Regions from separate parts of the Homo sapiens genome. Here region 1 is linked to region 2. Evidence: read pairs that join two places in POLR2A ChIA-PET (ENCODE). Cell type or tissue: IMR-90. All regions are shown on one strand. Each heading gives the region's core, and the rest is flanking DNA. Links, peaks and the distances in the headings are about the cores only. Region 1 has its middle 50 kb from the start of RANBP9. Region 2 overlaps LOC107986571 (a long non-coding RNA gene).

Evidence for each region. Peaks named below come from ENCODE experiments on the same cell type or tissue, not always from the same donor. Only the 100,000 strongest peaks of a DNase experiment are listed, where the experiment ranks them.
Region 1: POLR2A ChIA-PET joins it to region 2 with 8 read pairs; 6 of 35 experiments call an interaction of 5 or more read pairs at or near these places.

Annotation. Positions count from the first base shown.
Region 1 is chr6:13,760,128-13,764,527 of GRCh38, reverse strand. No RefSeq gene overlaps it. Among named protein-coding and RNA genes, the nearest start is that of RANBP9, 50 kb to the right of the region's middle. In IMR-90, for the core only: no CTCF peak of the experiment used is centred there; a DNase peak (open chromatin) is centred at 1,727; H3K27ac peaks cover 932 bases.
Region 2 is chr6:13,821,116-13,825,515 of GRCh38, reverse strand. It overlaps LOC107986571 (a long non-coding RNA gene), which reads right to left. Exons shown (of 2, transcript XR_001743986.3): 2 at 1-440. Among named protein-coding and RNA genes, the nearest start is that of MCUR1, 8.8 kb to the right of the region's middle. In IMR-90, for the core only: no CTCF peak of the experiment used is centred there; no DNase peak of the experiment used is centred there.

The sequences.
Region 1 (4,400 bases), core at 193-4,192, 61 kb after region 2:
AAGGCTATGTCTTGGAAAAACAAAACAAAACAACAACGAAAAACCTTGTAGCATAAATACGGGATTGTTTCAGTTGCATATTGCTGTGTAACAAAATACCCCCAAACTTAGTGACTTAAAATAGCAATTTTTTACTATTTCTGATGATTCTGTGTGTTGGCCGGGCCCAGTTGGGCTGTTTTCACTTGGGGTCTCACATGTAGCTATTCTCAGAAGTTGGGTGGGCCCCAAACCATCCACAAGCTACAAGGAGCTGGATGTCCAAGATGGCTTCTACATTCACACATCTGGCTAGAATAGCTGAGGGCTGGCCAGGCATCTCTTTCTCCACTCAGCTACTCCACATGGCTAGCTTGAGCTTCCTTACAACATGGTGGTTTCAGGATAATTGGATTTTGTATTTAGCAGTTGACTTTCTCAGAATGAGCATCCTAAGGGACCAAGGCAGAAGCTGTAAGGCCTGATTTAGCCTTGCAAAGGCCACACGGTACCACTTCTGCCTCATTCTGTTGATTACGAAAGAGTCACAGGGCCCACTCAGATTGAAGGGAAAGCCCCCACAGAAGGGCATGAATATGCAGAGGCAAGGGCTATAGGAAGCCATCTTGGAAATTAGCTTCTGCAGGGATTAAAGGAGATCATTCATGTGGAGTCCTGAGTAAGAACGAAAGTAACGTATTTACCACAAGTAAGTGCTCAGGAAATTAGCATTATTATTATTATTGCTGTTCTTTTCAGGGGAATTTGCCTATTATACTTTATCTGTTATTGAGGAATTTAAGGTTTTCTCAACTAGAAAAGGATTTTCAGGCACTAGCCAGAAGGTGAGGCAGTATTTTCTTAAGAGTGATCTTGTCAGTATCCTCAAAACTGTATAAACAACTATTTCTTTGACCAGGAGTAAGACCTGTATTTTCAAGTATATCAGCCTATGCAGTGGAAATGTTTCTTTTCTATTGGTTTCCATGTGGCTCCTACATTAGAATTTGGCTTTTGATGAGACATTTTTATTCAGACTCTTATAGATGAGCTAATTTTACTAATAATTATGACAGTGCTTTTAATACTGCTATATTATTAATACATCAGTATTTAGATAAAAGATAGTTCTCAAATGTCCTGTTGCACATTTCAGTTCTGGAAAATTTCTAGAACAACAATTTATCAAGACACTATCACTCCCATTCAGCCATCTCTATTCTGAGGACAAATACACCTTGCAAATTTGCATAATATCATGCATCACTTAGTTTCAGAATGGTCTCATACATAGAATGATTTTTCTTAATTTATTTCTGCCAAATGTGTGTGTGTGTTTGTGTGTGTGTGTGTGTGTGTGTGTGTGTCTTAGCTACTGGTGGTTTTTATTTTCCTTTCCCTTAGAGTGTGAAAGAGAGTTGTTTTTTTATTTAACCTCTTGATCAAGGAAAACTTGAGGGGCTTTCCTTTTCTGCATGTTGTTGGGGGTCGGGGAGGAGCAGGTGTAAGCTGTAAGAAAAATCTGCTGGTCCAGAGGGAAAAAAACAAGGAGCGCCTGAGGAGCCAGGGTGTTCTGTCTGTTCGCTAATGTACCCATGCAGCCCTGCCAAGCTCTGATGTGTTTAGACTTGAGCTTCAAGGGGGAGATTGCACAAAAGCAAGTTCCTGGGATTTGTTCTGCAGTCTGAGTAGGCTGGGGTGTTCTCACTGAGCTATTTCTGTATAAAAAGCTGTCTGGAACCATCTGAGAAGCCACTAACCACTGTGGTTTACTGGAATATGCCTTCTATTCACTCTCTGTTGCATCATTTCCCCTCCATTTTATGCTCAAAAGAACGACTGTGTGTGTCCATGTATACATCCATGTGCGTGTGAGTTCCAGAGTTGCGTTGCCATGGAGTTATTTGGAAAAGGCATCTTGTGAACCACTTGAACTGAACATACAAAAATGCATCTCAAAAATCAAAGCTGCTCTTATATGCATAGACTCTTTCTGGAAGGATACACAAAAAAATTCATAACAGTAGTTGCCTGGGGGGATGGGAACTGCAGGGGGGAATGCTGTGAGGGGGGTATACTCTTCACTGTGCACTGCTTAATTTTTTTTATCATGAGCATGTAATAGATTTTTTAAAAATGAAAACTGGGCCAGGCGTGGTGGCTCACGCCTGTAATCCCAGCACTTTGGGGGGCTGAGGCAGGCGGATCACCTGGGGTCAGGAGTTCAAGACCAGCCTGACCACCATGGTGAAACCCCGTCTCTATTAAAAATACAAAAATTAGCCGGGCCTGTTGTCGGGCGCCTGTAATCCCAGCTACTCAGGAGGCTGAGACAGGAGAATCGCTTGAACCCAGGAGGTGGAGGTTGCAGTGAGCTGAGATCACGCCCATTGCACTACAGCCTGGGAACAAGAGTGAAACTCTGTCTCAAAAAAAAAAAAAAAGAAAGAAAGAGAGAAAGAGAAAGAAAGAAAGAAAGAAAGAAAGAAAGAAAGAAAGAAAGGAAAGAAAGAAAGAAAGAAAGAAAGAAAGAAAGAAAGAGAAAGAAAGAAAGAAAATGGATGTTTAAATACTAAGGCTCCTCTTGGGAAATATTCCCTGACTCAAATATCTCTCTTGACTCCTGCACCCAACTCCCCAGGAGGAAATTGGGAATCTCTGAACAATCCGTGGGCTGAATACGAAGGAATCTGCCTGGCTTCTTGGATACACACTTCATACTCTCAAGGACAGCCCTCTTTATTGGAATGCACAAAGTATGTGGAAAAGAGATACCATGTCTTGTCGGATTCAATTTTGCTCCTAACATAGTGTGGATTAAAGAGTAATCAATAGTGACTTTAAGCACATTCTTTCCGGCAGTATCACAGAGAAAATGCAGCTGGTAGTGAATGTACCAGCCTGCTGATTGCAGGGAGCTAAACATGTGTATTGTATCTCCAGATGCCTGACACTACCTGCCAAGCCAACATGAAGCACCCACCCAGGTTGGACCAGGAAGCTTCCTACCTGGTCACGTAGGAAAAGACTAAACACATTCATAACGTGTCTATACAGGTATTGATTCTCCAAGAGATGATGGATCAGGCTTCAGAAAGAGTGGTGACCTTATTGTATGTTTCTGTATTATCTTTGCTGAGCTAATGGCCCACTTCCAGACCAAGAGCACAAATTACAAATGAATGCCCCCAACAGCAGTTCCTTTTCCATCTTTACTATACGGGGAGCCCACTAAAATAAAGGCTGTCAATGCAGCATCTCTCATTGACAGTCTGTTCATTGTGGGCTAACTGGATTGTACTGGACAGAGTTCTATTCACTGGAAATCATTAGCCAACTCCAGAGGGAGGAAAACGGAATAAAAAGGAAAAACATTGCCCATCACGAAAATAACTCGAGAATTGTGCAATCTGGCAACATTGGTCATCTGTGTTGAACTTGCTTTCAGCACTCTGTTAAGTGTACTGTACCACACCCTACCTCTGAAGCGATTACTCCCTTCCTTTTGAATAGCAAAGTAATGGGAACTGGAAAAACTTCTGTGAATTTGGCAAGGTTTAGTATAAATGTTTCCATTAAATCTGGGCAAGGCATGGATGGGGGAGGGAAACGCATCCACCGATTATGCTTTTGTGCTACCTCTTGGTTGAGGGTTACCTTTCAGAGGTGAAGCCAAACTTTTCCCATCCTTGAGATCATGCCTAGACCTAGTATACTTGGCTGACAATATGATTTTGCTACACAGCTTATATATCGTTCACATATGTTTGGAATTATCATGGAACTTCATGTTGTACTGAAAGGTTTCCCACAGCAAATTCTTTTGCACATAGAGCTACCTAGTGTCAGAGTTTCTTCCTAAGGACACCACACTTTTCCATTTAACACAACAGGGCAGGTGCTTCAGAGGATTTCAGTTCAGTCGGGAGAAATTTACTGACTGTTTTCATACATGTTCATGTCTTGTTGCACAGCCACTCTGCGAGGCTGACATCATTGACTTAACTTTACCAGGGAGTAAGCCATTGCTCAGGGAAGTGAGTGACCTGCCAAGGCTGCCCCACTGGTACATGCCAGAGCTGGGACTCACACCCAGGTCGTTCTGGCTCTTATGGGAGCTTCCTCCCCTGCAGTAAAGCCCTCTTTGATGCTGAAGGTCAAGGTGTGGCTCATAGTTTGGACAGGGCTTTTAGGGAGCCTGGCCAGACCCTGGAGGGACGTTGATGAGAATGGGGACTTGGAGTGGGAGAGTTTCGGTAATCCACCACACAAGTGCACCTGGAGCCTGAGAGGTGGGGTTCCTCCAGCTTAAGGGCAGGTATGGAGGGACTAAGCCACAGGGTAGGACTTTAGAAAGACTGAGGAAAACACAGGTGGGCCTTTAGTTGTGGAGGATATAAAGGAAGCCATGATGGCATTGA
Region 2 (4,400 bases), core at 207-4,206:
ATACATACATATATATCTCAAATTAAGATATAGTGTATGAAATATACAGTATTATTTGCTTCCTTTTTCACTTTTAAAAAAGTTATGTGATGCCCAAACTGAGGTCATCTTTCTCTGCACATTCAGAAGAATCAATACAGTTTTCAGCATGCCGCAGATAGCATTATGAATCCTTCAGTCCCTAGGGTTAAATAAATGTTATCTATTCCCAATCCTTTGTTATGGATGTCTCTTCTGTCACTGTAAGTTTATGGGGTTTTTTCTTCTCCAAATTATGAGAGCTCATCTTTTTCTCTTCGTATACAATGTTTTCACCTAATTCATTTCTCACGTGCATTACCGTAACAGTAGCTTCTTTGGTCTCCCTGTGTCCAATTTCTTCCATTTCAAAACATCCTGGTTATTGATGCAAGACTAATCTTCAAAATGTCATTTTTGACCTGTTGGTAGGATGAAGACAGAAGAGATGGGAGATTAAGCAGCCAGCTTTGAATCTCTGAAATAGAAATACACACTTTAGGGAAATCGGTGCTTCCAATAGGAATATAATTACCCCTCCATATCCTCCCCCTTCACATCCAACCCATCATAGAAAAGGAAAGTCTGACACAAGATACTTATTAAAACCTCAAAAAGATATTAGAGACCAGTTTCTCTAAGAAAGGATACTGGAGGCCGGGTGCAGTGGCTCACGCCTGTAATCCCAGCACTTTGGGAGGCCAACGCAGGCAGATCACAAGGTCAGGAGTTTGAGACCAGCCTGGCCAACATGGTGAAACCCCGTCTCTACTAAAGATATGAAAAATTAGCCATGCGTGGTGGTGCACCCCTGTAATCCCAGCTACTTGGGAGGCTGATGCAGGAGAATCGCTTGAACCCAGGAGGCGGAAGTTGCAGTGAGCCGAGATTGCGCCATTGCATTCTAGCCTGGGCAACAGGGCAAGACTCCATCTCAAAAAAAAAAAAAAAAAAAGAAAGGATACTGGAAATTACAGCTACCTTTTCCCCACCAATGCATAGATACAGAAAAGCTGACAGAGCACTAGAACTATGCCCTCCAGCCACAGTCCAGAAGGCAAAACAAATGGGTCTTGCACAAAAATGAGAAAGGATTTGAGGAGAAATTACACCCAAGTAAATTGAAAGTCTGGATAAACTCCCCTACATTAAACATTAAGAAGATGAAAACAAATACTGTCTGCATTATGAAAATCTATTACTTTTTTAAAAGGAGGACAAAGAAACAACCAGACTAAGAAAAAAAAGATATGGAACCCAGTGTTGAAGAAAATATAACTCAAAGGAGAGAAGGAAATTCTCTATAACGGCTTCTCTATAAAGCAACTAAAAAAATATGAATTCTATAAATAAGAACTTAAAGACAAGATGAAATACAAAACAACAACAGGAAAAGAGAAACTTACAATTCTAAGTAAACAGATTAAAGACTAAAAGAATACTCATCATAACTCATAGATTCTGCTTCTTATATATGACATTACTCACAGATAAAAGAGACCCAGGCTCTGGGCCCTGCTCTTTAGAGGACCGAAGATATCACAAAGACCAGGAAGATAAATTCATTAAAGAACACGTGGACATCTCTGATGTTCTGTGCTGGCACAGCAAAACCCACAACCCTAAACCTACTCTCATAATCCACACCCTCAGGCCCCAAGGAAAGGTTTCTTCTGATGTACCGAAGAATGCCAAACGCCATGAAGGTTTTTGCGCCTTTGCCAGTATCAGAGATGGACACTGCTCAGGAGAATGAGAAAGATTTGAGCTGAAGAATTTAAGAAGGATAATAGACCAATTCACTTGCTTGTCAGATACATAGTCTCAGCATGAATCCCATAGATTCTTACTGAAGAAAGTATTATTTCCCAGAAGGCCAAGCATTCATTCTCTCATGTCTTTTTGTATCTAATTCATTGGTTTTGAAGGTACTAAAATATTAAAGCATATTCACAACTGTTACACATGGCATCTGAGGAGCATTTTGCAACATTAAACAACTCATATTACATATTATTCTTAAAGGTGTATGTACATACAGACAAGAAATAACTTATGTGAAGTGTAGTTCCAATTATTTACATTGGTAACTATGTGGACTTTGAACATTAACACTACAAATAGTTTTACAATGTAAAAATCTTTTACTATTACTGTATTAAACTTTTAAAATACTAAATAAAATATCAACTTTATGTAATTTTGATTTTTGTTCAATGTAATTATTATTTATTTTTATTTTTATTTTTATTTGCGACAGAGTGACTCTGTTGCCCAGGCTGGAGTGCAGTGGCACAATCTCAGCTCACTGCAACCTCCACCTCCCGGGTTCAAGCCATTCTCCTGCCTCTGCCTCCCAAGTAGCTGGGATTACAGGAGCCCACCACCATATCTGGCTAATTTTTGTACTTTTAGTGGAGACAGGGTTTCACCATCTTGGGCAGGCTGGTCTCAAACTCCTGACCCATCAGGTGATCTGCCTGCCTCACCCTCCCAAAGTGCTGGGATTACAGGCATGAGCCACTGCACCCAGGCTGTTTTGTCTTTTGATAGAGAAATTTCAGGCAGGGTGCAGTGGCTCACACCTGTCATCCCAGTGCTTTGGGAGGCTTAGGTGGGAGGATTGTTTGAGGCTGAGAGATCAAGAGACCCTTCTCTACAAAAAAATTCAAAAAATTAGCCTGGTATGGTGGTATGTGCCTGTATAGTCCCAGCTACTTGGGAGGCTGACATGGGAGAATTGCTTGAACCCAGGAGCTCAAGGCTGCAGTAAGCTATGATTGTGCCGCTGCATTCCAGCCTGGTTGACAGAGGAAGACTCTGTCTCTTAAAAAAAAAAAGTTTTTAAATTTCAATTTTAGAAGAAAAATATAAAAATCATTAAAACAATTTAAAAATTTAAATTTTTACATCCTTTTTGTTTTTGATGAAAATTATTCAAATTTTGTTCTTTTTAAATTTTTAATCATATATATATATATAATTTTTTTTTTTGAGACGGTGTCTCGCTCTGTCGCCAGGCTTCAGAGTGCAGTGGCGCACGGCTCAGTGCAACCTCTAGTTTGAGTGATTCTCCTACCTCAGCCTCCTGAGTAGCTGGGATTACAGGCACATGCCACCACACCCAGCTAATTTTTTGTATTTGTAGTAGAGATGGGGTTTCACCATGTTGGCCAGGATGGTCTTGACCTCCTGACCTCATGATCCTCCTGCCTTGGCCTCCCAAAGTGCTGGGATTAGAGGCATGAGCCACAGCGCCCAGCCTCTTCTATATATTTTTTTAAAGATTACGTGAAAATGTGAAAAATGGCTGGACGCAGTGGCTCACACCTGTAATCCCAGCACTTTGGGAGGCCTATGCAGGCAGATTACGAGGTAAGGAGATCGAGACCATCCTGGCCAACACAGTGAAACCCCATCTCTACTAAAAATACAAAACATTAGCCGGGCGTGGTGGCGGGCGCCTATAGTCCCTGCTACTTGGGAGGCTGAGGCAGGAGAATGGCTTGAACCCGGGAGGTGGAGCTTGCAGTGAGCCGAGATTGTGCCACTGCATTCCAGCCTGGGTAACAGAGTGAAACTCAGTCTCAAAAAAAAAAAAAAAAAAAGAAAATGTAAAAAAGTTCTTAAAAAACAAATTATATGAAAATCTTCATTATACCAACATAATGAGTGATTTTGCTAAAATGAAAGAAAAATTAATGTTATGAATAGACAAAAAGCATATGAACTATAAAAGTTTTTACTTTAGTACACATCTAACCATTGCTGGCCCATGAACAGAACACTCAAATATGCCCAATTATAATTACATGCATCACCTTTAATATTTTGTCAAATTTCAGTCATGTAAAAACCATGGCTTTTACACATATTGTCTATTTTGTTAGTATGAAAGTATATTTGTCAAAGAAGAAGGATAGAGCATATTTTTTAATTTAATAATTTCTTAGTTTGGTTTATAACTTCTAAATATTTAGATATATGGAGGATGGCCCTGCATTTATTTTCTTGCTCTTATTCCTACAAATATCAGGAGCAGCACTGCTTATCAGTAAGGAACAAAATTGATATAGCAAAAAATTAAATTATTCCCAAGAAGGAAAGTCTTGAGACAAATAAAGTGAGCATAAGGAAATAAAACCCAAAAAGTCGTTTAAGAAAAATGAATAGATATGGAAAATAAAAGTGACCCAGGTCCAATGGAGAAATCTGCTGAACACTTACCTTAGCCAAGTGCTCAAATTTAGTGCAATGAATGATGGGAAAGCCTGAGACAGTATGCATCCCGATGTGATGAACTGAACACTACACACTAGCTATTCTTGCAAAAAATGGGTAATCTGAATCTAATCATAAGCAAATAATTGGACAAATTCGAA